Linked DNA regions of Mus musculus: region 2 is linked to region 1. The links are chromatin loops, found by intact Hi-C in ENCODE. Cell type or tissue: heart. All regions are shown on one strand. Each heading gives the region's core, and the rest is flanking DNA. Links, peaks and the distances in the headings are about the cores only.

Region 1 (12,271 bases), core at 2,113-10,112:
TATCAAATAAACATGATTTGTTGATAAAGCACATATTAATACTCTTAAGTTAGAATTTTATCTTTATTGACATATTCAGGAAACAACTGACCATGCGTTCCCACCCTAAGTAATTTATCTACAACAAAACTTACATATGAAAGACTCAGTGAAGGGGTGGGAAGGTTGTGAAAGACAGAGAGCCAGGAAATATTCTGTGGTATTTTTTTCTTCTAGCTATGATAGGTAAGCTACATCCATGAAATCTAAACAACACGGGGATTTAAACATGGCTTAAACAGTACAAGCACCTGTTAATTTCCCACCACATAAAGGAGAAATTTCGTGGGTCTTTATACCTAGATAAAAAGCAAAAGAAATTAGCAATTGATCTAAGAGGCATAATTAATCTTGTAGAGGAATAAGGGAGCTGATTTGTGATCTAATAGAAAGTACTCAGCCCTACAAAGATATACATGAGAGCAACACAGAATGGAGTATGAGGGTTGCAGTATTTATTTATTTACTTAAGTATTTATATGCAGGCATAACAATGGGTAACAAAAAGCACAAGAGATGGGAAATGTTGTAGGAGGGAAACATAGGAAAGGGAAGAAGAAGAAGAAGAAGAAGGAGAAGGAGGAGGAGGAGGAGGAGGAGGAGGAGGAGGAGGAGGCGGCAAGCAATAAATCACTTTAGTTGCTATGTAGACACTGGATGAGATGATAACGGTACTAACAAAACAGTAAGCTATCACATGAGTGAAGAAGAGAGATGAGGTAATGTGTCCATAGGGCTACTATATAAGGTAGGAAGGTTGGTGTACTGACTGCTAGGCTTCTCTAAACATACAAAATTAATAAGGCTGAAAATTGTCCAGCCTTATGGAATGCCCTGCTTGGAGTAGAGTAACTAAAGAGTGCAGAATTGACCAAATGGCATGTAAAACTGAACAAACTCTTACTCCTAGAGTCATTACAGGTATGTCTGTCTGTGCTGTATCACATGTCTAGTTGTAGGTTGCAGAGGGGAGAGAGGCTATGTCTATACTCAGTATTCTGATCTATGAACACCTAAATGTTTAGTAACCTAACACTTCCTGAAAAAAAAATGACCCTGAGATAATCAGGTACCAGGCAGGCCTGGATGAGCTCCCAGATGGGGAATGAGTCAGAAACTAGAAGAATCCTGTCTGGGACTACAGGCCCCAGGAAGGGTGAACCCAAGACAGACAACCTTCTCAAGGAGTCACTCAGGTGGGCCACTGGAGTCAAGCAGGCCTGAGGGACCAGATCATGGAGGAGTTGACCCCTGCCCAGTGCCATAATGCTCGAGCAGAGCATATCTGTCCTGAGACCATACCTGAGACAACCCCACACACTCAAAGATCCTCAGATGACACTTACAAAAGCAAGTAAAATGTGGAGAAATGGAAGAGAAAGATGAACAGAAGGATGTGGGCATAATCAAGAGAGGCAGAACTGGAGACTCTAGGGTAGTAAGGAATGGCCTGATGTGAGTTGCTGATGACCACTTAGGACCATGGTGGAATCTTGCCCTTAGTCATCATTGGGTCTACATCTGCGTCCATTTACACTACCAGACATCTATTACTAGCAAAGGCCAGAAGGATGTCCCTTTTTGGGCTGCCACCCAGGATATGTTGACATCTGAGAGCTGAGCATAACTGGCCCATCCCTCACCTGGATATTATGTGAGAGCTGGCTTGTGCGTTGGAGGGGGGCATGAGAGTAGGAAAGCGGCCTCTGCCTTTAGACACTGTGACTGGGAGAGAGGTCTCACTTATTGTATGAGCTGTAGGTGATATGGTCTGAAGAATACAAGCATGGGAGATCTGGCCTTAACATTAGCCTCCATATGGTGGCACGGATGAGGGAGAGTTACCCTCCTCCCCCTTCTGCCTGTCACCTGTGGCACATGGGAGATGTGGCCGTGGGGTCATGAGAGGAGGAGAGCTGCCTTCATCCCTCCCAGAGTGTAGCATTCAGGAGAGGACCACTTGGTCTGGGAAGCAGGGTAGAGCTGACGCTAGTTATGGAGGTTGCGGGAGAGTCAGGCCCCCAAAAACTGACCAGCTCAGATAACTCAGAGGCTTTGAATTGGCAAGACCCAACATCCACCCCATCTGCGAACTGTTGGAGCACATGAAGGGAACCGAACTACAGATTTTAAACTACAGGATATCCAAGACACAGGACAACAGCAGGATATTTGAGAGGAAGCCCAGTAAACTTCCAGGCCTGACATAGCAGAAGCCTAGGGAGCTTGTATCAGGCCAACGTCTCATTGCAATGAACATTTGCAAGCAAAGAAGTGTGGACAAAAGCGTATAGTGTGAAACACACTGTGATTCACTATTGCTTCCACAATATTTTCTTTTCTTTGTTGTAGTGTAGAAATTGCAAGGATGGGGGACAGGTAGGGAAGGTAGGGGAGATGAGTAGCATCGGTGTGCAAAATGCGAAATTGACAAAGAACCAACAAAAAGCTAAACAGTTTGAACAAATCTTACTCATTCGTTTTAGCCACATTGGTAAACAGTAGTTTGAAAACTCATTTCTTTTACATCTTATCATTTTTACTTAATTTTTAATAGAATAATGCCTTTTCTCATCTTTATTATTGTAATTAACCTATCATTTATTCATTAATTGTGCTTGGTTAGTGTCCCACAAAAAATAATCAGGATTGTGCATCTGAGTTTGGACTTACCCTCAGAGTCTGAACTCACAAATGAGTATGCAACTCCATATTCTGCCTCTCCTTCAAGTATAATTTAAACATTGACAATAGATCGGCAGTACATTGTAAGTTCTTCTGAACCAGTGGCCTTTCTGCTTCCCATAGTTGACTTATAGAAAGGTGCAGCTCTGGACTCAGTGGTAGCATACACAGTTGCTATGAGTTTGTCGTTACTGTAGCTCTCTAGTGCACTGTCAGCTTGATTTCTCGTCATCTTACATCTAAGATGTATGGTGTATAGAGAAGACAGGACTTACAACATGTCCTGGTGTGTGTCTGAGAGAGAGCAATGGTGTCTTTGGTGCCTCTCTGACAAATGACTGATATGGAAGTGTTCTGTACTTGGTGCTGGCGTTTTTGTGTAATGACCTCCCAATTGTACTTAATAACTGTACTTTCTCATCTTGCTAAAGTTGTCAAATTATCTTTTACATTTTTAAAAAACTGATTACTTAATAATAGGTTATCAAACACATTTAAAGGCTCATTTGTTAAAAAGAATCAAAAAAATTTTGGGTGCCAAGACTAAGTTTTGCCCTATGGACATAACAAGAAGTTGGTTTGTCAACATGAAAATAAATCCATAAAAGATTAGCTTAACAAATTGGAAGCAATGTGATCTTTCGAAACTCAAGCTATCCACAGTAAGTGGTCAATAACAATTTATTGATGGTGATAATGTTGTGGGCCCTTTGAAGAGCTGTTAATAATACAACGCAAACCATGTGCTGTTAAAATCCCTTGAATAGTTATTTAATAATATGATTAGACTAATTTACTGCAAGATTAAAATTGTTATCTGGCTTTAATGTGGCCACTAGAATAGCCTTGGAAAAGAGTCACTGTGCAATGCTTTTCTTAGAAGACATACTTTTGAATGTTCTTATAACATAGCAATAAAATATTGCTTTAACCTATTATCAAATTTAAGATTGTGATTTTGGAGAAGTTTCACTTTCTCTTCTAGTGAACAAAGTATAACATATTGATTCTTTCTGCGGGTTAACACATTAATTTGGTCTGGAAGGCTGGCATTAAAGATATAACTTCATTGTAAAGAGAATCTCCAAGGCTTTCTCTTAGAGGACTGGGAATTCATTCAACATTTCAATGCCATCCCTCTGTAATCTGTTGATTGGTGTTCATAATTCTTCACAGAGATATTGTGAAGATTAATGAAATAGAGTTTGTAAAGTATTTTATCTCTTCAAATGCAAGTTGTGTGAGCTGAACGTTTAGAAGCCTCATTATACACAGTCAGCGCTGTGCCAGAACTCTTAAACTGTTAGTAAAATCTCTTAAGTGTTGTACTTTATCATCGCTGTCTTGATAATGGAGGGCTATGCCTATCATATCCGTTTTTGTCTCTTCAAGACTGTTTAAGCATAGGACTACTGATGCTTGACATTTATCTACGTTACAGGGATCCTCTTCCATTTGGAGTGGATGGAATTTGTACAAGATCCATCTTATAATGTTATCTAATAATGTCAGGCTCTATATATGTAAAACATAGGGTTGCAAAACAGTGATGCACTTTAAAGCGTAAGCCTATGTATAATAAACACCCCAAGGCCTTACATCACAACATAGAGGGCTTTGTTCTTACAGCAGAAGACCTTCAAAGTATAAGAAATCCTATTTATTAAGATATATAAAAGGTAATATTATGTCAACAGAATCTCTTAAATATAAGACTAATTCAAAACTGTATTTTTCTAGAAGACTCTATAATTTTTAGAAAAAAAAAAACAAAAATGAAATTCCTTTTGAACTTCTTATTATCTACTTCTGTCTTATGGGAAAAAGAAGTGATGAAGCGTGAACATGCAAATTGAACCAAGACTATCAGTTTGAGATTTTGGGGGGAGGGAATGGTGGAGTCCACTTTCACAGTCATCATAGATTTTCAGAAAGAATTATACTAAGAGGCTGATATCACTAAAATATTTTCAGTTACAAGAAGAATTACTGGTAACTTACATGATTAGATTTCTTTTATGAAGATGAATTAATCTTCAAACTTAGTTTTTATTTTCACTACTATAATTTGAATTACGTTGTATGCTTTAGACAGAATAATTAAATTTTCATATTCAGTTCATACAAATACACCACGTGGCTTCACAACGCAAGAAAGATCATAGTGTTTATAATGACTCAACTTTGCAACGTTACACTTCTCTGATGCTGATATATATGTAACATAAAAATTTTTCATTTGACACAGCAGAACAATATGGAATTAAAAATATAGTGAGGATTAGTGAGGAAAATTAAATCTGAGGGAAATAATCAGGTGAAGGAATTATATGGTTTAATTGAGCATTATAATATACAGTATCACTTGACTCTGATGTTTATTTTATCAATATAGAATGTTTTATTAATCCCAACACTGTTGCTCTAAACAGAAAATTATCATATTCACCTATATTTTATACACTTGTCATATTTTAAGTAATCATAAATAGAGACTGTGGTACTATAGTACATTAATTGACATTAGAAATTTAGCAGTGTATATAAATATTTGAGTCTATGCTTTATTGAAGGGAATCATTTTATAGACAGATATTTTAGTATAAAATTATAAAGATGTGATCTGAAAGAATATTTTAAAGACTCTTCTTATTCCAAGTTGCAAAAGACTATTATCTGCCACTTAGAAAGATTCTAAATAACCCTACAGCTCAGACTTGATTGAATTGCAAAGATCCAGTATGACTAAATATAAAGTCATATAAAATTCTAAATATAGTTATGTTTTAGACATGTCTGTTTGACCGGGTTTTCTTATTTATACAAGGTACTCTTACATTATATTACAGTGGTTTATATGTGATTACATTTGAATATTTTTGGCAATTTTTTTCACTTAAGATTTATATTCATCAAAATACTGAAACTGGTAGAGTTACTCTATACTAGGAATTTTATAACATGACATTCTGTAAGTTTCCCCATGGAGTAAGTGGGGAATAACCAAATAGTTCAGGAAAGCAAATAATAATTTTTAAAATGTTTATATTTGGAAAAGAACTCCAGGCTTTCTTTAAGCATAATCACTAATGTTCAAACAGGATTATTTATCAAAGAAAAACAAAATGGCTAGCAATAATGTGAAATTTAAAGACTTGAGAGTATCTATCAAAGTTAGAAATAGTTGAAGTATTTGCTCTCTTATAAGTGTATAGAATTCCACAAGGATTCAGAGTAAACTGTGAAGAAGGGTGAAAGCGCCACCTATTGATAAGAATATGCAAATTGTTTGTTGACAGCGCTTAGCAGAGTAAGCTGCTCTAACTAAAGTAAAAGAATTTCCAAGGCTGAAGATTTTACTTGCTCATTATAGAATTATTTTATTTTATTTATCAATAATTGGCTCATTTCACATTTTGATCAATTCTAGTTATCCTGAAACAGTGGTACCTGGTTTTTCAGTACATTCTGTTTGGAGAAAAATAATGATCCTCTTATAGGTGTATTTGAGGAATTGTGTACTGAAATAACAGAAACAAACATATCTAATCATATCTGTTTTATGAAATAATGAATTTCCTAGAATAAAATGAGCAGCCACAATCCCATATTTGTTTTACAAAAACAAGGATATAAAAGTCATATGATTAAATAGATTCTCTTAACATACATCAAGCATATACCATAATAAATGTGTCTTGAATATATCAACATATTCATTAGTTTTCTCTTTTCCTTTAGTGTCTTACATCCTGATAATGTTTTTTAACTCAATATGTGAATATTCACCACTTGGATTGGAATTAATATATCATATAGTTTTAATGAAAAGAAATTTATTATTTTAAAATAAGATTTTATGCCTTCATAGAGAAGAAAGATTAAACTTGATATAAAATAGCTTTATTCTTGTGTTAGGTCACACAAAGGAAAGGTGCTTTTTTTTAAATGAACTCAATAATATATTTATCCTTTCAATTCACTGAAAGTTTTGGGACTTAACTCCTAAACTTATCTAAAGTCAGCAACTGCTTACAACACGAAGTCAAAGGGCAGCAATTCTTAGTAACCTTCAGAAAAGTTCTTCCACAGTGGAGGGTTAGCTCACACAATCACCTAACTTTGGGAAAGAAAGCATGATTTGAAGGCAGTTAATTAAGTTAAACTGTGCTAAAATTTGTCTTTAAAATGAACTCTGCTATACGATATTTACCAAGAGAGAAAGAAATAAATGCCAGATTTCCCCAATTTTCTAAATATGATGTTTAAGGATTATTGCATCAGTATTTATTTCAGTTCAATGCAATTGTAATGTCTCCATTTTACTAGCCTTAGTTGAAATTTTACAGGTTACCTTTGTTCTTTCCTAGATCAATAAAGTAACAGCAGATAGCTATTAATATATTTCTTTGCATCTGCACAGCGAAAACTTTAAATATTAAAACGAAATATTGCAGCCCATATATCATCTACTCTTACAAGACAGGAATGACAGTATTAAGATGCACATTCAGGATAGCACTCTTTCTACTTTGAACGCTGTCAAGAACAAAGTGCTTTACAGACTTAAAATAAATCTAGGTACTAATCCATTGAATTTCTGACAACAGGAGCCCAAGGTTTCCATGCACTTAGCTGAGTACTGCCTAAGAGCTTGTGCATTATTTATGTCCACTAATGGTGTTGCAATGCGCTTTGTGTGAGGCGGTGACAGTGCAATCTGCTAAGATAGCTACTGCTGTGGACAAAGCCATACATTTTCTTGAGCTTGAATTTTTGACAGAATACTCTATTAATGCCAATTCTGCTTAAGTAAATGCTGAACAGGGGTCAGTTGTTCCTTTTTTCCCCCTTCTCTTATTATTTAAGAAAACAGTGCCATAAAATTGAAAATGATGTTCTGAGGTTTGTGGGATTCTTGCAGTACAATAGTAGCTGGTAAAGGTCATTCTACTTTTTTGTCTACTTTTATGATTCCGTGTGATGGTCCACAGACTCAATAGGAAAGCTCTTAGCACCGGGGTAGGGAGGTGCTAGTAATTCCAGTTTCAATGCCATTATACTCTTCAGTGGATCAATAGAATTAAATGAGCTGAGATATTAGGAAAATATTGAAAAAATGCAGGAGGTTGCATTGTTTGACCAAGGTTGGGATGAGTTGAAAATGAAGAACCAAATAAAGAACCATCTATAGCAGCTGTCAATAAATCATGAGAAGCACACATGGAACCGAATGGAATACAGCATAAAGCCTCAAGCCGTGAATGACTGTAATGCGTTTTGTGTCTTTTAATCAATTTATTCCAAAAATCCAATACAGTTATCTGTTATCAATCACGTAAGGTTTTTCATGCAGCCTGTGCATGTGTTCACATTGCCTTACTTAAATGTTCATGGATCTTTAACAGTGTTTTTGTCCAGGGGAAATATTCTTTAAATGGATTGAAAATAACTTAAAATTTATATATACATATATAAATACATATACATATATGTGAAGGTGTACATATATGTATATATGTGAAATTCAATGACAAAGAAGTGAGAAGATATGCTTCAGGTTTTTTTTTAATAAAAATAAGTATTGTATTCACTTTTTAACATCTCTATTTCTTTGAATGCAAAACTTGTGCGGAAGATAGATTTGTACATGATTTCACCCTATATACTGGTGTTTGTTATTTAATTAGACTCAAAGAGGTCAATACATTCTAGTCTCCTTAATAGCAAAATCAACTTAAAAGTGTTTTATTTATCTCAATAATAAGAGATGCATTTTAGATTGAAGAGCAATAATATAATGATATTTCTCGTTGAATTAATAGGCACAGAAAGAGTCTCATCAATCTTTAAAATGTGGAATATTGTGTAAAATAACTACATAGATTTATTTCTTGTTTTTTAGCTTTTCCAAATGTTTCCTCTTTTAAAAATTAAAATAATTAAACTCAAGCCTACATTGTCATAGCATCCTAATTTTCATAGATAGTTTCTAATAAATACTGTTCAATCAGAACATATTCTCATTGAAGCTAATATAACAATGCTGTATTGACCTTGGGCAGTAATATATGTCCTTTCAGCTGCAGGAAATACATATGGCTGTTTCTAGATAACAGTTTAGGATAGTGAGTTGCAAATGGGACTCTTAGTAGGGATATTTAATAAATGGTTCATCTTTTAATGTCTGAATGAAGTTGATGACCATAGAAACAATGCAGTTACAAAAATGAAAGTATGTCTGCCCTGTAGGGGACTGGACAAACAGACTGCCAGTGTGTGCACTACCATGAACAGCAATCGTGAGTCATACATGAGTGATTTCTTGCTACTTCCTAGGTTTTCTAAAATGACAGCAATATCATTACACTATGGGTCTGTTAATTTTGACTCTTAATGGCTGTGAACAGCAAACATGTCCTTTTTCAGCAGTCTTTGAATTTCTTAGGTTGACACATATACTAACCTGGAATTTTTAAATTGTACCTTGTTGGAACAATTGTACAAAATGACAAATTCAGTTTATGATAGACCACAAATGACTTTGATATCTGTGCTGAGTTCAAATAAATCCATTGTTGGTATAAGAGACTCTATTTGACTAAGCTGACAAATGTTGATATTCTCATTATAATATTTATCATCTGAACCCAAAGTGATACCTCTCATCTGGGAAGGAGGTGCTAATTTAAAGATAGGTGCTATATTTTGGAAACACACTTTGTAAACTCAGCACAAGACTTACATAAGATATAGATAATGCATCACATTTAATTTCTCTGATATCATTTAGATGTTTTTCCATAGATGCTGAGATTTTTATAAAGATGTTAGTTATTTGTTTAAAATCTATAATAGTAACAATTTTATAACTTGACAATAAAAAATAAAAATTTATCTCAAGGGAAAAAAACCTCATTTTAAAGAAAATATTTAGAAATATAATAGATAATAGTCAATTAGAAAAATTTAAAGTATTGTTTAAATTGATTTTTGTTTAAAATTTTAAGAAAGGTCAATTGCTTTAAGTAAAAGATATTTTCTCCCCTCATAACATAGTGGTGGTATATTCCTTTTCACTTTTCATCACTTGTTGTATGTGTGTGTGTGTGTGTGTGCGTGTGTGTGTGTGTGTGTGTGTGTGTGTGTGTGTATGTTTGTGTGTGTTTGTTTTTTTGGGGTTTTTTTCTTTTGTTTTTGTTTTTTGTTTTGTTTTTTTGAGACAGGGTTTCTCTGTATAGCCCTGGCTGTCCTGGAACTCACTTTGTAGACCAGGCTGGCCTCGAACTCAGAAATCCTCCTGCCTCTGCCTCCCAAGTGCTGGGATTAAAGGGGTGCACCACCATGCCCAGCGTGTATGTTTGTATGTGTACATTAATTTCATGTTTGCAAGCAAGTATGCATGTGGTCTCACATGCATGTGAGCATATGTTTTGGAGGCCAGGGGTCCTCTTTCAGTGCCTTTCTGAATTATTCTCCACATCACTTTTTGAGACAGTGCCTTTCATAGAACGGGGTACTAATCAACTGGCTAAGCTGCCTGGACAGTTTCTATAATCTCCCTTTTTATTCGTCCATGCTCCTTCCTCCACCATCACACTAGGGTTAGAAATGTTCATTATCACAGCTGAATTAAACATATTTCTCTTCTATGTATATCCATGCTACCAATCTATGTATATTTTATGTAAGTAGAAAAAGCAATTCTGAATATATATGAACACAAATGTACAAGATTGTTTTATATTGCTTTGATAAAATACCTTGACATATACAACTGGGGAGAAACTATTTTTTACAACTTAAAATTACAGAAAGAAAGAGTTCACTGTGATGGGTAACATGGAAATTGGGAGAGGAAAGTATGGCCACAGGACGAGTAAACAGATTGGTCATATTGCATCCACATTCAAGAAGCACAGAGAGAATATGTGGAGCCATCCCCATGACTTACTTCCTCTAGTGAGCATGCAATACTCTGAAGTTTCATATACTGTAACCACCTGGGCATCATATGTTAAGATACATAAGCCCAGGGAATCATTTCATATTCAAATCACAATAGTCATTTATTTGATTTTGTGGATATGACCTCCAAAATTCTTATACTAGGTATTTAATAAATATTTGCTAATTAATAAATGTGTAAAATAATATAGCAGTACTATATATGTCTGTTAGTGACAGTCATATTTTGTTCAAAGATGGGCAGTACATGTGGTTGTGGTTACATATAATAACATGATGGACCCAAAAATCGTTTCTATCTATTGACATCATATTCCTAGGAACATTGACATCTAGCATATCATTTGTGTATTGATGGTGATACTGGTATAAAGAAAAATCTTTCCATGCTCCCAGATTGATCAAATTATAACTAAGTTATTATATATTTTATTGGTTACCTTTCTAACATCTTTACAAAATATTTACATTTATTTGCTTTGGTTCAGAATTCCAGACATATCAGTCCGTCATGGAAGTTTTAAAGCAATTCATGTCTTCGAATCCCAGGAAATAGAGAAGGGAATGATGCCTTCTGAAGGTACTATCTCAGCTTTCTTTTTTCCCATTTTATTCTGCCTGGGTTTTCATACCACGGATTTTACACCTACCCGTTCAGTTACTGCTATGGGGAAATGCTTTCACTGATCCCTTCAGTTGTGTATTTCACCGTTCTTACATATGTTGATTGACATATGTGGGGAGCGGGTGTGGCGGCAGTCCCAAAGGCGCTAGAGACTGCAGCTAAGTCATATGACTTGCACCTGACTTCCTCATATAAGACACAAACATCTTGAGTGCTGCGCAGGTGTACCAGGATTCAGGTGAATCCAATTTGGTGGAGATTTGCCCCTGCTGCCCTGATTAGCTGAAGCTGCGTGCCTGGTGAGGTGGCGTGGCCTGCTGTGCGTGGATGGGAACTGAGAGTATAAAAGAGTGAGAGGCCCGGGTTAGAGGGAGGATTATTATTCGAGAGAGGATTATTATTCGAGAGAGGATTGTTATTATTGGGAGATATAAAAACAAGGGAGATATAAAAACAAGGGAGATATAAAAACAAGGGAGATATAAAAACAAGGGAGATATAAACAAGGGAGATATAAACAAGGGAGATATAAACAAGAAGAAATAGGACTGAATAAACGTGTGCAGAAGGATCCTGTAGCAGCGTGGTTCTTCCTGGCCAGTTGAGCACGCGCAACAAGTGGTGCCAAAACCCGGGACAAGAAACATCTTCAGGCACGAGCGAAGACCCCCTGCTACAGGGAGGATTCAGAACTGCATCACGGGGAAGGAGTGGTTAATAAAAGTTCCTGTAAAACAGACTGTTGAGAAGGATCCGGCGTGGATTCAGAACTCTTCAGCTGGGGAACGGTACTGATGAAGAGAAAGAAGAAAGATGAAGACTGAATAAACTGCTGTTAGAAGGACTGGTGGTCGCATTGTTCTTGCTGGTTGAGAGCAGACGCGACAATTGGTGGCCCGTACGGGGAACCGACTCCCCCACCGAGTTCAGAACTTTCAGCAGTCAGTGGTTGCC
Region 2 (12,271 bases), core at 2,831-10,830, 1.6 Mb before region 1:
ACTCCTAGCTCCTTGGTCAGTTATCAGTGTAGGGTATTTGCAAACCCACAGGAGAGATTAAAAATCTAAATTGTTCTTTCAAAAGTTTGAAGAAAGCATTATTTGTAGCCTGCTATTCATCATGGACTGCACGGAGGCCAGAGCTACAATCCGTTTCTATGTCCCTTTTAAAAGAATCATAAAAAGAGCGTCAAAAATTAATACAGTTAGAGAGAAATTCATTTATCTAGTTCATTTAAAATTCTACCCTGAAATGCATTTAGGCTTGAGAGCTGAGGGAAAAAAAATAGAGAAAGAAGGTGTTTTATATCATAAGAGCTTCGTTTGCTTTAAGGGCTTAGGGAAACTAATAGCGAAATCCTTGAATTATTGCAAAAGATACTCTATCTGCTGCTGGCAAGCAGCTAAAAGCATGGAGATTAAAAATGATACATCCTTCAATGCTAGCTTGTTTTTTAGGTTACATTACTCACGGAATAAATCTAAACAACAAATAGTCACTATTTGGTTTATATTTTCTAATAGGAAAAGTCCATGTGTTTTTGAGATTCTGTCTGAGCGCCGCCGCAGGGGGATTTATTACCTGTAATGGATGTGCACAGGCTCAAAGAGCACCTTTCTTACATTTTCTCCCATTCTTTCTACGTCAGAAGTAGGAGGCAATAACTCTTGCGATTTCATTGGAAGAGGTGTGGGAGGATAAAATGAGCCAGGATAAAGTACTGCTACGGTTATACAGGGCATTAAACACAGTTTCGAACCTAAATTAGTTACTCCAATCCCCGGTTAGAAACTAATTCCCACAAGGAAAAATAATATCTTTACAACTTAAATCTTTATAAATAGGCAGCAAACGGGGATTTGGGATAAAAATTTAATCTTCTGTATTACAACAGAGTGTTGCCTTCTTGTGTTCTTTCCAGGTTGGTATATATTTGCTGCTTCTGACCTAGCACATGCCATTGTATACTGTGACTTGTGTCCTTATTTCATTTCCTTTTTTTCTTAGAGAGATTGCAGGATCATGTCAGTAGGGTATACACCTTACGTCTTATCGATTTCATAACTTATATTCTGATTTTAAAACATGTGAAGCACTTGCATTCATTATCCTTTTTTCTTTTATTTTCTTTTTGGTCTCAGGTGGTTACGTCAGAAATTCTGTGTAGCAGAGGAGGAATGTGGGCGGAGGGCTCATGAGGTAACTGCGCATGTGCAAGCTGGATCCGTGCATGAAACTGTGCTGTGGAACCCAAAGTTTCTCTCTATTCCCATGTACCCTGAATTTAGGGCTCACACCGAGGGAGCACGCAGCTTGGCAAAGAGCAAATATCCAATATATTGTTTTAAAAGGAATACATTGAGATTAGGACATGTGCATTTAGCCGAAAGACATGTAGAAGCCACTCATATATTTTCTGTTTTTTTAATGACAACAATTTGCAAAGTAGATTAATCAGAATAAATATGTGTCTGGTCAGGGAAAAATAAAAAAAACATAACGTTTGCTCTTGCGAAGCTTTCATTTCGCGCAGAGCGGGGGACGTGTTTTTTTATGACAAAGGGTTCGCTTTCTCGGTTGGAGGATGGAGAGAGAGCAGTCACAACTTTATCTCCTCCGGCTGTTGTGCAGGAGGGAAGAGACCAGGGGAAGGGTTTCCTAAGCTGAGACAGGCCATGCTGCGCTGGGCTTTCATTGTTAAGGCAGTGGATGGTCCTGAGAGCTCTGGGGGGACCGAAGTGAGAGGGTTGTGGGAAATCCCAAGCAGGGTCGGGGGCTGGGTGGGTGGGGGGGTGAATAAAGGCAGAAAGACGTAAGCCCAAAGCCAGAGCTAAGAAAAAGGATAGCAAAACAAGTAAAGCTTGAAAACAAAACCAATGTAGACTTATGTGGACCCGAGTGCGAGCATTCTTACGGAAGGGAAGGACAGAGAGAGCTGCCTGGGAGTCTTGGTCCCTTGTGATAGAGGCAGACCGCAAATGCAAAAATACCGCCCAGAGTGGTGGCTGCTTTCCTGTTGGCTAACTTGCCTATGAGGAACTCGCAGAAGACTTTAAGGGAACTAAGCAAATTCTTACAGGAATGCCCACGAAGGGAAGTTTAATGCTTGTTAGGGAAACGGTGCTCCAAATACTGTACAACAACAACCAGAATGACAATAACACTTGGTTCTACCTGTCTCAAAGTATTATAAGTGAATTACTTACATTAATTCAATTAATCTGTTTATCGGATGAGGTAACGGGGAGAACCGTTAAATAATGCACCCTAACTCACAGGGGTGGGAAGTTGTGGGAGAGTCCAACCTCTGTTTCTTCATTCTCAGCCTGCTTGTAGAGCTCAAGTCCCATCTCCACTGTTGTTGTTGAGGTCCCTACGAATCATTAAATCCAAAGGCACAATGAATACTATGACCCAGCACATGTTCACTTTGTGGAAACATCTCTTCTTTGTGTACCTCATCTTTATACACAACACTGACATAAGGAGTCAATTTACAAAAGGAAACGCTATCTGCGCTATAGAAGAAATGATGAGCGGCAAATATGAACGGCTAATCTCATTTATCTTCAGGTCTTCTGAATGGGTATAATTTAAGTTTTCATTTTAATCATCTGTATTTTATTTTCAACAATTGGTTGGTGTGCTTGTGTGACTGTGCGTGTGGTGGTATTTATGCGGGTGTGTGTGCATGCAGGTGTGTGTGCAGTAGCATGGGCACATGCATGTTGACAGTGGAGGTCAATGCTGGGTCTCTCCCTCTATCCATCTAACTATTTGCGACAAGGTCTTTCTCTGAAGCTGGAGCCCACCAGCTGGCTATGGACCTCTGTGGACCTACCTGATTCTGTCCTGCAGTATGGAGACTATAGGTACATGTCACCACATCTGGCTTATAGTTGAGAAATGGAGCTATGAATTTAAGTTCTATACTTGTGTGACAGACACTTTGCTGACTGAGGTGTCCCAAGCCTGTTATTTACCTCTATCTTCTGTGGTTGTTGCTTGTCAGATATCCTGTTAAATTTTTATACTAAGGAGGAATATTGGTTATCTTAGGGAAGAAATTTGTTGAAGAAAAGGTAAAAGGAGAGAATTCAGGAATGGATGCTCTAATTTAACTTAATGAAACAATCAGAAGTCAGAAGCCACAATTTTGGGAAAAATGCTAAATTGATAGAAAACATAAAAGCTTTCTATCATTCAAAGACCAATATATATCAAAATTAATCAGCCTGTGCACTCTAGGGTGTGTTATAAAGGATCTGAAATGTGCAGACACTTTTTAAAAAAATATTTTATTTATTTTTATTACATTGATTGATTGATTGATTGATTGATTGATTGATTGAGACAGAGTTTCTCTGTGTAGCCCTGGCTGGCCTCGAACTCAGAAACCCTCCTGCCTCTGCCTCCCAAATGCTGGGATTAAAGGCATGAGCAACCACTGCTTATAGTCCAGACTTTACCCCCTCCCGGTTCACCCTCCCACAGTTCCACATCCCATTCCTCCTCCCCCCTGTCTCCAAGAGGATGTCCCCTCACTCCCCACCCATACACTAGCTGGTCTGTCACTCCTCCCCCCCTCCCCCCCAAATACAGCAGAGGTTAGGGAACTGCTTGGTCCTTGAGAGATGTTTGCTCTATACCTAGTGATGATGTGGAACCATCAGCAGGTGGCCCCGAGCTAGTGGATGCTGGTCTAAGGCCCTTTGAAAATTATTCCTGGCCCCGTGGTCCTGCTTTGCTCTCTGCTCCACACTTGGCCATGTGTGTGTGTGTGTGTGTGCTCCCTCCCCCACAAACTCTCACTGCCAGGAATGAAATTCTAGGACCCGCCTTCCCTGTCCCTGTGGAGTGAAGCCCTGTGATCCCAGGAGCCCAAATAAACCTTTCCTTACTTAAGGTATTGTTTAGGCATTTTGGTCACAGTGTTGAAAAGTCAGTCATACAAGGTGCCTTCTCAAGTTTTGGATGCATCACTTGATGTTTTTGGTAAACTAAGCTGAGTAAAACCCTTTGGGCTGTGCTTGTGAGGATACGAAGTTTAACAGAAAACTGCAGTTTTTAATCCGTAAAATGCTGTTGTTGTGCTTGTATTATCTACTATTTATGCAGCACTTTGCTCTGTCAGATAAAAAGGCCTCATTTGCTGGGCATTTTACAATGAAAAATTAATTATCTGTCAAGCAATTACAATGACCAAAATGTAAAAGCAGTACTTAAAAATGTTAAAAAAAATTTTTTTGTCTCTAAAATTAGGAGAGATAAAGCCAGAAGCAAAGGATTCTGATGATCATCACAAGAAAAGAAAACAATAAATTCTATAGTTTTAAAACAGACAAACCTAGAATTTCCCAGCATGTGACCTTGGCCAAATTACTTGAACTCACTGTTCTTGTGTGAACCAAGCCATAAAATGGCATTAAAGAGATGTCCTCTGAAAAATGCAGACATTATATCTGACGTGAGGTGCTCTGGGTAAATAAATTATGTCTTTCCTGGTTCAGGCTGGAACAAAAAGGTGAATACTGTTCTTTGCAAAAGATGCTTTCGAGGGTCATCCTGTTCCTTGCCCATAATTTTTCTTCTCTACCCATGTGGCCATTTCATATTTTATTGCTGAGTTCTTAGTAGATTGTGGAGCTAGCTATAATAATAATAATAAACACCAATATTTTTCTCCCAGCAGATAAGGGCACCGAAGGGCAGAACAAATTTTCTAGGTAGTAACTTCAATGGTGTTGTTCTGTGTTAGGAAACAAATGATCCTCAGGTGTGGCAAGGCCATTGGCTCCTGGTTTCATATGTATGGTAGGAACTGGTTGTTGTTTTGCTAAGATGTAGGAAATTACAGATTCTGAGGAAATGAATGGCAAATTCATGAGAACACAAACTTATAGGCTAAGTGTTAACTTCTAGAAAATTCTACAGCCTATGGAAAAACACATGGTTTTGTTTTGGGGGGTTATATGATAGCAACTAGCTTTTAGGGACCCTTCGAGATGATCAGGGAGTGAGAACTTAATGTGAGATGAATGAGCTTCAAGAGATATTTAAATGTCCCTTTTTGAGTAACCTCCCGACATTCTTCTCTCCCAGCTTGGGTTTCTGTTCAACTTTGGCTGTTGTATAGATGACCTGTTAGTACATATTTTGTGTACTCTCTTCCCCTGGGATGTAAGTACCGGAAGTATAAAATTCTTCTGCTCCCGGGTATATGACTTATTGTAGGTGCTAGAGGAAGATGTTGAAATATAGAAAATGGTAATTAATGATGTTTGATTTGCACCATAGGACCAGGGGCTTGAAGATGGTCTCAAAGAAGGGTTTAGATGTCTCGCTATACAAAGGCAAAAACACAGTTTGACGTGACTTTGAGGGCTAAAGTGTGCTAGATTCAGGTGAGAAATGTGCATAACAAAATATAACTGCCTTAATTTCATTGAGCAAGATTTATAGCAGTGAACTGATTTCTGCTGTCTTAAGTTTTGCCTCTTCAGTACGGGATGGCCCCAAGTTCAAGTCTCTTGCAGATAGTGTAACCACTTGATCTTTTCTTTTCCTTTTTTCTTAATTTGTTTATTTTCATTTTATGTACATTGGTATTTTTGTCTGCATTTATGTCTGTGTGAGGCTGTTAGATCCTCTTGAACTGGGAGTTACAGAGTATCTGAAGGTGCTGGGAATTGAACCCTGGTCCTTTGGAAGAGCAGCCAGTGTGTCTTAACCACTGGACCATATCTCCAACCTCCTCGATCTTTTGATGATAGGTGACATCAGAGTTGAGACTGCCACCAAAAATTGTAGAAGATGACAGTTTAAAACTGGAAGGAAGAGGGACTGATGCAGTGGCTGTGGGAACAAGAGGGTGCAGGTCTCTCAGGGTGAGAGTCAGTGGGGTCATAAAACTGCTGTGGCTTGACAAGTGGAGTCAGGATCCCAGGTGAGGAAGAAAGAAAGGGGGGCAATGAGAAGGAAATGTAGGGGATCATTTCCCTTTCATGATCATTGATTTCTGTGTCGACAGGAAACTTACTAGCTTGGACAATTGAGTAAAACAAATCAAGTGACATGAAAAAAGCCTTCAGTTTGAATGTGCTTTCACTAGCAAAGAGGAACAATTAGTGTCAGAAAATGGCTGTGCGGATCCTTTAAAATCTCATTCCCAGAACATACAAGCCAAGCAAAAAGGCATTTCGAAAAATGGCAAAACAACTCACATTCTACTAGGGTAGATAACTGGTACACTGATCGGATAGACTAATGGCTCTTAAACCATAGTGGACATCCAGATCACCTGACCAGCTTTTCGTCCAGTGGGTCTGGGCTCCAACCCAGGAATGTGTCTAACAAGTTCCCAGGCGAAGCTGGTGCTGGCCTTGCATCTGTCCTTTGAGATTCGTTGTAAAGGCAGTTCTGCACCCTGGCTCCCTGGTTACAGGAGAGAAGGAGGAAAGGTGTCTATAAGTTGACTTCCTAAGGACCCACTCAGGGGTTCCTTTGGGTTTAATGTCCAAATTGCTTTCGAGTTTGGAGAACAATATTCAACTTACTGTTGATGTGGCTGCTCTCTGTTTTTTAGAGAAAGGAAGAAGTACTGTTGGTCTTCAATATGAGTCTCAGCTCTAGAGCTTTTATTCAATTCTAACAAGCTGAATGGCCTTAGACCAGTCACCTAATCCCGAATTCCTTTCTTCATCTGTAAAATAAGAAATTGTTTTACATGACCCTTCCTATTTTTTTCCTGCTTTGAGACTTATTGTTTCTGATTGTGGCTCAGAGGGAGAAATTTATATTATATCGCCAAATCCCCAGTTCACCTTTGTGACAACTGGCTTGTGTTTGGAACTTCTGCTTCACTGGAGGTCATGGGATGCCTTAGTGACCAAGTGTTCCCTAAATAGAATTCAGAGTCCCGATAGTACTGAATACACTACGGTCAGCGACATTCCTTCCTTTCATTTGCTGTTTTCCCCCTTAATTGTTAGCAGGAGTTCTTCAACAACAGTTGTTTGTTTTCTGTTCAAATTAGAAAAGAAGCCTTTTTTTCCTTTCTTTTCAGGAAATGTAGTAAGATTTTAGCCTCTCTCTGTGATGCTCAATTCAATTCTTTGCTCCTGTTGTTTGTGTGTTTTGCCACCAGATAGCAGAATTACTCTTGTTATAATATTTGTATAACATAGATGGTCTCATTAGAAGCTCTTAGAGACATAAGGGAGAGGAAATCTGTCCAACCTCAGCATCTGAGCATAATTGGTTCTGGAGAAAAAGAGGACTGTCTGTGACTTCACTTGAAAATGCTTACCAAAATGTGACTGGTTCTCCACCTTCCCCCAGAGGGAAGGGCCCTTATTTAGAAAACGAATTACACAAATATGTTTGGTTGCTCCTGTATCTAGTCAAACAGGGATTTTATTTTCAAATATGTGCCCAGAAAGGAGCCCATCTGCCTCCCACCAGCTTCAGGTGAACTCAGTCCTGCAGACTGGTAGCTCAGCTCAGGTCCCTGGAGAAGGGGTGGATGCCTGGGCAAGGCCATGAAAAAAACCAACTGTTTGCAAGTTACTCACAGATGCTATAATTCGTACAAGGAAAGTTCTGTGGCATTTGAATCTCCCTCTGAAAAACTTCCTTGTTGGTTTTTCTTGAAGACTTGTCTTTCAGCTATCGACTGACTTAACTCTGCCTTAGCCACTGACTTTCTGTGGAGTTTAAGCAATACTTCCTTTGACTTAGTGGAATCCTGACTCTTTTGTAAGATTTGCTATTTCCCTTTTATTCTTTATTATAAAACTGTGTTAGCATAAACAAAGAATTCTCAACTGAGGAATACCGAAGGGCTGAGAAGCACCTGAAAAAAATGTTCAACATCCTTAATTATCAGGGAAATGCAAATCAAAACAACCCTGAGATTCCACCTCACACCAGTCAGAATGGCTATGATCAAAAATTCAGGTGAAAGCAGATGCTGGCGAGGATGTGGAGAAAGAGGAACACTCTTCTGTTGTTGGTGGAATTGAAAGCTTGTACAACCACTCTGGAAATCAGTCTGGCAGTTCCTCAGAAAATTAGACATAGTACTACTGGAAGATCCAGCAATACCTCTCCTGGGCATATACCCAGAAGATGTTCCAACTGGTAATAAGGACACATGCTCCACTATGTTCATAGCAGCCTTATTTATAATAGCTAGAAGCTGGAAAGAACTCAGATGTCCCTCAACAGAGGGATAGAGAAAATGTGGTACATTTACACAATGGAGTACTACTCAGCTATTAAAAACAATGAATTTATGAAATTCTTAGGCAAATGGATATATCTGGAGGATATCATCCTGAGTACGGTAACCCAATCACAAAAGAAGTCATTAGATATGCACTCACTGATAAGTGGATATTAGCCCAGAAACTTAGAATACCCTAGACACAATTTGCAAAACACAAGAAAATCAAGAAGAAGGAAGACCAATGCATGGATACTTCATTCCTCCCTAGAATAGAGAACAAAATACCCATGGAAGGAGTTACAGAGACAAAGTTTGGAGCAGAGATGAAAGGATGGACCATCAAGAGACTGCCATACCTGGGGATCCATCCCATAATCAGCCACCAAATGCAGACACTATTGCATATGGCAGCAAGATTTTGCTGAAAGGACCCTGATATGGCTGTCTTGTGTGAGGTTATGCCAGTGCCTGGCAAATACAGAAATGGATGCTCACAGTCATCTATAAGATGGAACACAGGGCCCCCAATGGAGGAGCTAGAGAAAGTAACCAAGGAGCTGAAGGGGTCTGCAACCCTACAGGTGGAACAACAATATGAACTAACCAGTACCCCCAGAGCTTGTGTCTCTAGCTGCATATGTAGCAGAAGAGGGCCTCGCCGGCCATCATTGGGAAGAGAGGCCCCTTGGTATTGCAAACTTTATATGCCCCAGTACAGGGGAATTCCAGGGCCACGAAGTGGGAGTGGTTGGGTAGGGGAGCAGGGCAGGGGGAGGGTATAGGGGACTTTTGGGATAACATTTGAAATGTAAATGAAGAAAATATCTAATACAAAATTGAAAAAAAACTGTGTTAGCTTGAAATAGGAGACTAGGCAGTGGGTATTATATTAAGTAGTACGGGGGAAAGAGACAGTCACCCCCAAAATCTTTATTTACATTTTATTTATTTATTTATTTATTTATTTATTTATTTATTTATTTATTTATTCTATTAAAAGTAGATCTCCTTTTTTTTTTTTTAAAGATTTATTTATTGGTTATATGTAAGTACACTGTAGCTGTCTTCAGACACTCCAGAAGAGGGAGTCAGATCTCGTTACGGATGGTTGTGAGCCACCATGTGGTTGCTGGATTTGAACTCCGGACCTTTGGAAAAGCCGTCGGGTGCTCTTACCCACTGAGCCAGCTCACCAGCCCTAGATCCCCTTTTTTAAGAATACAATATATACTGGTCATGATTTCCTATTCCTCATCTTCTCCTAGATCCACCCTGCCTTTCCATCCATCCAACTCCAGGGTTTCTTTCTCTCTTGTATGTTGTTGCGTTTCAACAAGCAACCTCAAATCCACACCTGTGTGTGAATATTCACAGGAGAGTATGTTCACATGAGAGTATGTTCAAAGCAATACACAGGCTTTCTATGCTTTTTCTTTCATAGCTGAAAAGCACTTTCAAATTTGATTTTGGTTTCATTGGTAGCACACACAAAGGCTACATCAATCAGCTTTAACTACAGGTTTGTTCTATGAGAAGCCACCTCCAAACTCTGACTTAAAGTGACAGTCACCCACTCTCATGGATGCACAGGTTGTAGGCCTGTCATGAATCTGTCCACGTGTGCTCAGTTGCTGGAGGAGGGAGAGTTGAATGAGACTTTTTAAAACCTAAGCCCATTGGGAATATTTTTGGAGTATGATGTTTTTTCCCCCCAAACTCTCAGTGTTGTCTGGCTTTCATTATTGGTTCTGCTTCATAATAACTGTTATAACTTGGACAATTTACTTAATCTTTCAATCCATTTATTTCTTCACCTTTCAAGAGGGGATAAAAATAGCACCCAGTTCACCGGTTTTCATGAGACTGGAATGAGATCATTAGCAGATAATTGCCTGGCACAGACAGGCTGTTTACTAAATGTTAGATTTTTCTGTTTATTAAGAAAAACAAAAACCTACCTGATTATGATGGAGAGGAATGTGTTCAGGGAGAGAAGGAAGAAAAAAATTATGAACTTAGAGAAAGAAGTAAGGCTTGAATCTATCTCTAGTTCTCTGGTCATATAAATGAAAGACTCTGACAAAACCAATATTTCATCATATATAATAGCTGTATACACAGTACCATCCATTCTGGAGTAGAGCTTGCCATAGAACTCAACAAATTTTGACTATTTGAATCTGCATATTAACTCTAGAAACATCTCTTGGTGACTGTCTCTATCTAATAGATGGGGAAACCCAGGCACAGCAAGGTCATGTAACATACTCAAGTCGGCCTTCTGGGTCAGAACAAGGATTCAAGTGCTGGGCATCTGTAACCTTTGACCTTCAGCCTTGGAGATTTCCCACCACACCGAGTATCAGGATGAAGGCCAGGTCATGGGGTGGTGACACCTTCAATTAGTGGCATGGTTCATATGATCTGATGTTTTAGAATTTACCTCTAGTCGTTCCTTCTGAACCTGGAGGTTCGGAACGGTGTTCTGCCTTTTTTGTTTTGTGTTTGCTCCCATTTTCCAGCTCATTCCCAAGTGGAAAAGAGATGCCAGGGGATACAGACTGCTAGGGAATCTCTTTGTAAAGATTTGGCAATCCATCCTCTGACTTGCTGACTCCTCACTCTCCCTAATGCAAGGAAGAGAATCAGGATCAGCTTTTTTTTTTTTTTTTTTTTTTTTTTTGCTCTCGAGTAATAGGGCTTTTTATTGCTAACTTAAGGAACAGGGGATGAGTGAAAACAAGATAGGTTTTTATGTCTAACTCTGTCCTGCAAAGAGAAACCACATCATGCTAATAAATCTCTCATACTAAAAATGCATGCGTGCAAGGCAAAGGACAGTGTTTGTAAATCTCATTGAATTAAGTTTAACTTCGGTGCCTTTTGGCAAATGCAGTTCAGGGATGAGGACTGTGGAGCGCTGATCTGATACTCTGTGGGTGAGGATTACAAGTAGAGGCAATTTCACATTTTAGTTCTAGGATTCTGGCTTACAAAATGCTCAGTTGAAGCTGTGAAATGTTTCAGCGTCCACGTTTATAAAGCTGCAGTCGCCATGGATAGGCTGGGCCACATGTGTGCTGTACTGGGGCTCTGTATTTGGAATTAGGTATTTTTTTTTTATTTGGTGTTGCTTGTATCTCAGCTGAGCCAGCTCTCTTTGATCCAAACAAGATAGGGTGGATTTTATTAAAAATTTAACACGTATCTCATAGCAATATTTACTTTAATGTGGTAAATAAAGAAATTCTTTTTCTGAATGAGATATGTTGGTAAGATAAACTCAATGTTGTAAGATAAATATTAACTTTATAATGAAAACTACAGAGTGTCTTATCTGGTACATTGCATCTGTATTTCTCTGAGGAGATGAGAAGGCATCTGTGCTTCTTGCTGTACCTTGCAAGAGAGGTGATAATTTAGATTTTAATCCTTAATTATCTGTCCGAGCTCACTTTCGAGTGACATATCACCCTGTGTATTCTTCTACTTCTAATTTTAAAAAAGATCGAATATGTTAGCTCAGGCAAGAGCCTAGCTAGTGTGAGAGTTGCAAAAGTACAACTAGGCACTTTTACATGCAGGAGTCTTAGAAGAATTGCTAACTTTAGTAGGCAAAATTCATTAGTGGAAAGGATACTTCGGAAGTTTTAAAGTCAAAATGTCTTCTGGGAACTCAGGTGAACATAACGTAGAATCCAATTACACAGGGTTGGAGTGAAGTTCAAAGGACACCTCTGATAGTTTTGATAAAGTTACCACTCTGGAAAGAACCAAGATATACTACTTTTCACTGTGGTGATTGTCCATGTCCGGGTACCTTCACACAGTGGCACCAGTTATGAATCCTGTAAGTAACCTATTAATAACAGCAATATGAATGAAGTGTGCTGCCTAGAAAATGAGGTTGCCTGGCTCACATAAAATACCATTTTCTTTTCATAATTTACGGGATGTGTTGTCCAAGGAGATGAAGTATTTCATGTTGGTCAGTTTGGGCCCCGCCAAAGCCTAACACAATGTAGAATATTTGTAATGGG

The links. Peaks named below come from ENCODE experiments on the same cell type or tissue, not always from the same donor. Only the 100,000 strongest peaks of a DNase experiment are listed, where the experiment ranks them.
Region 2: it touches region 1 in a loop (4-fold over the local background); 2 of 42 quality-filtered maps call a loop at or near these places.

What each region holds. Positions count from the first base shown.
Region 1 is chr14:97,325,300-97,337,570 of GRCm38, reverse strand. It overlaps Gm23276 (a small nucleolar RNA gene), which reads left to right and starts at 939; the gene lies at 939-1,076. In heart, for the core only: a CTCF peak has its summit at 5,982; no DNase peak of the experiment used is centred there.
Region 2 is chr14:98,946,711-98,958,981 of GRCm38, reverse strand. The region is part of intron 1 of Gm41228 (a long non-coding RNA gene); the gene reads right to left. Among named protein-coding and RNA genes, the nearest start is that of Gm41228, 48 kb to the right of the region's middle. In heart, for the core only: a CTCF peak has its summit at 7,139 (motif pointing right); no DNase peak of the experiment used is centred there; H3K27ac peaks cover 1,047 bases.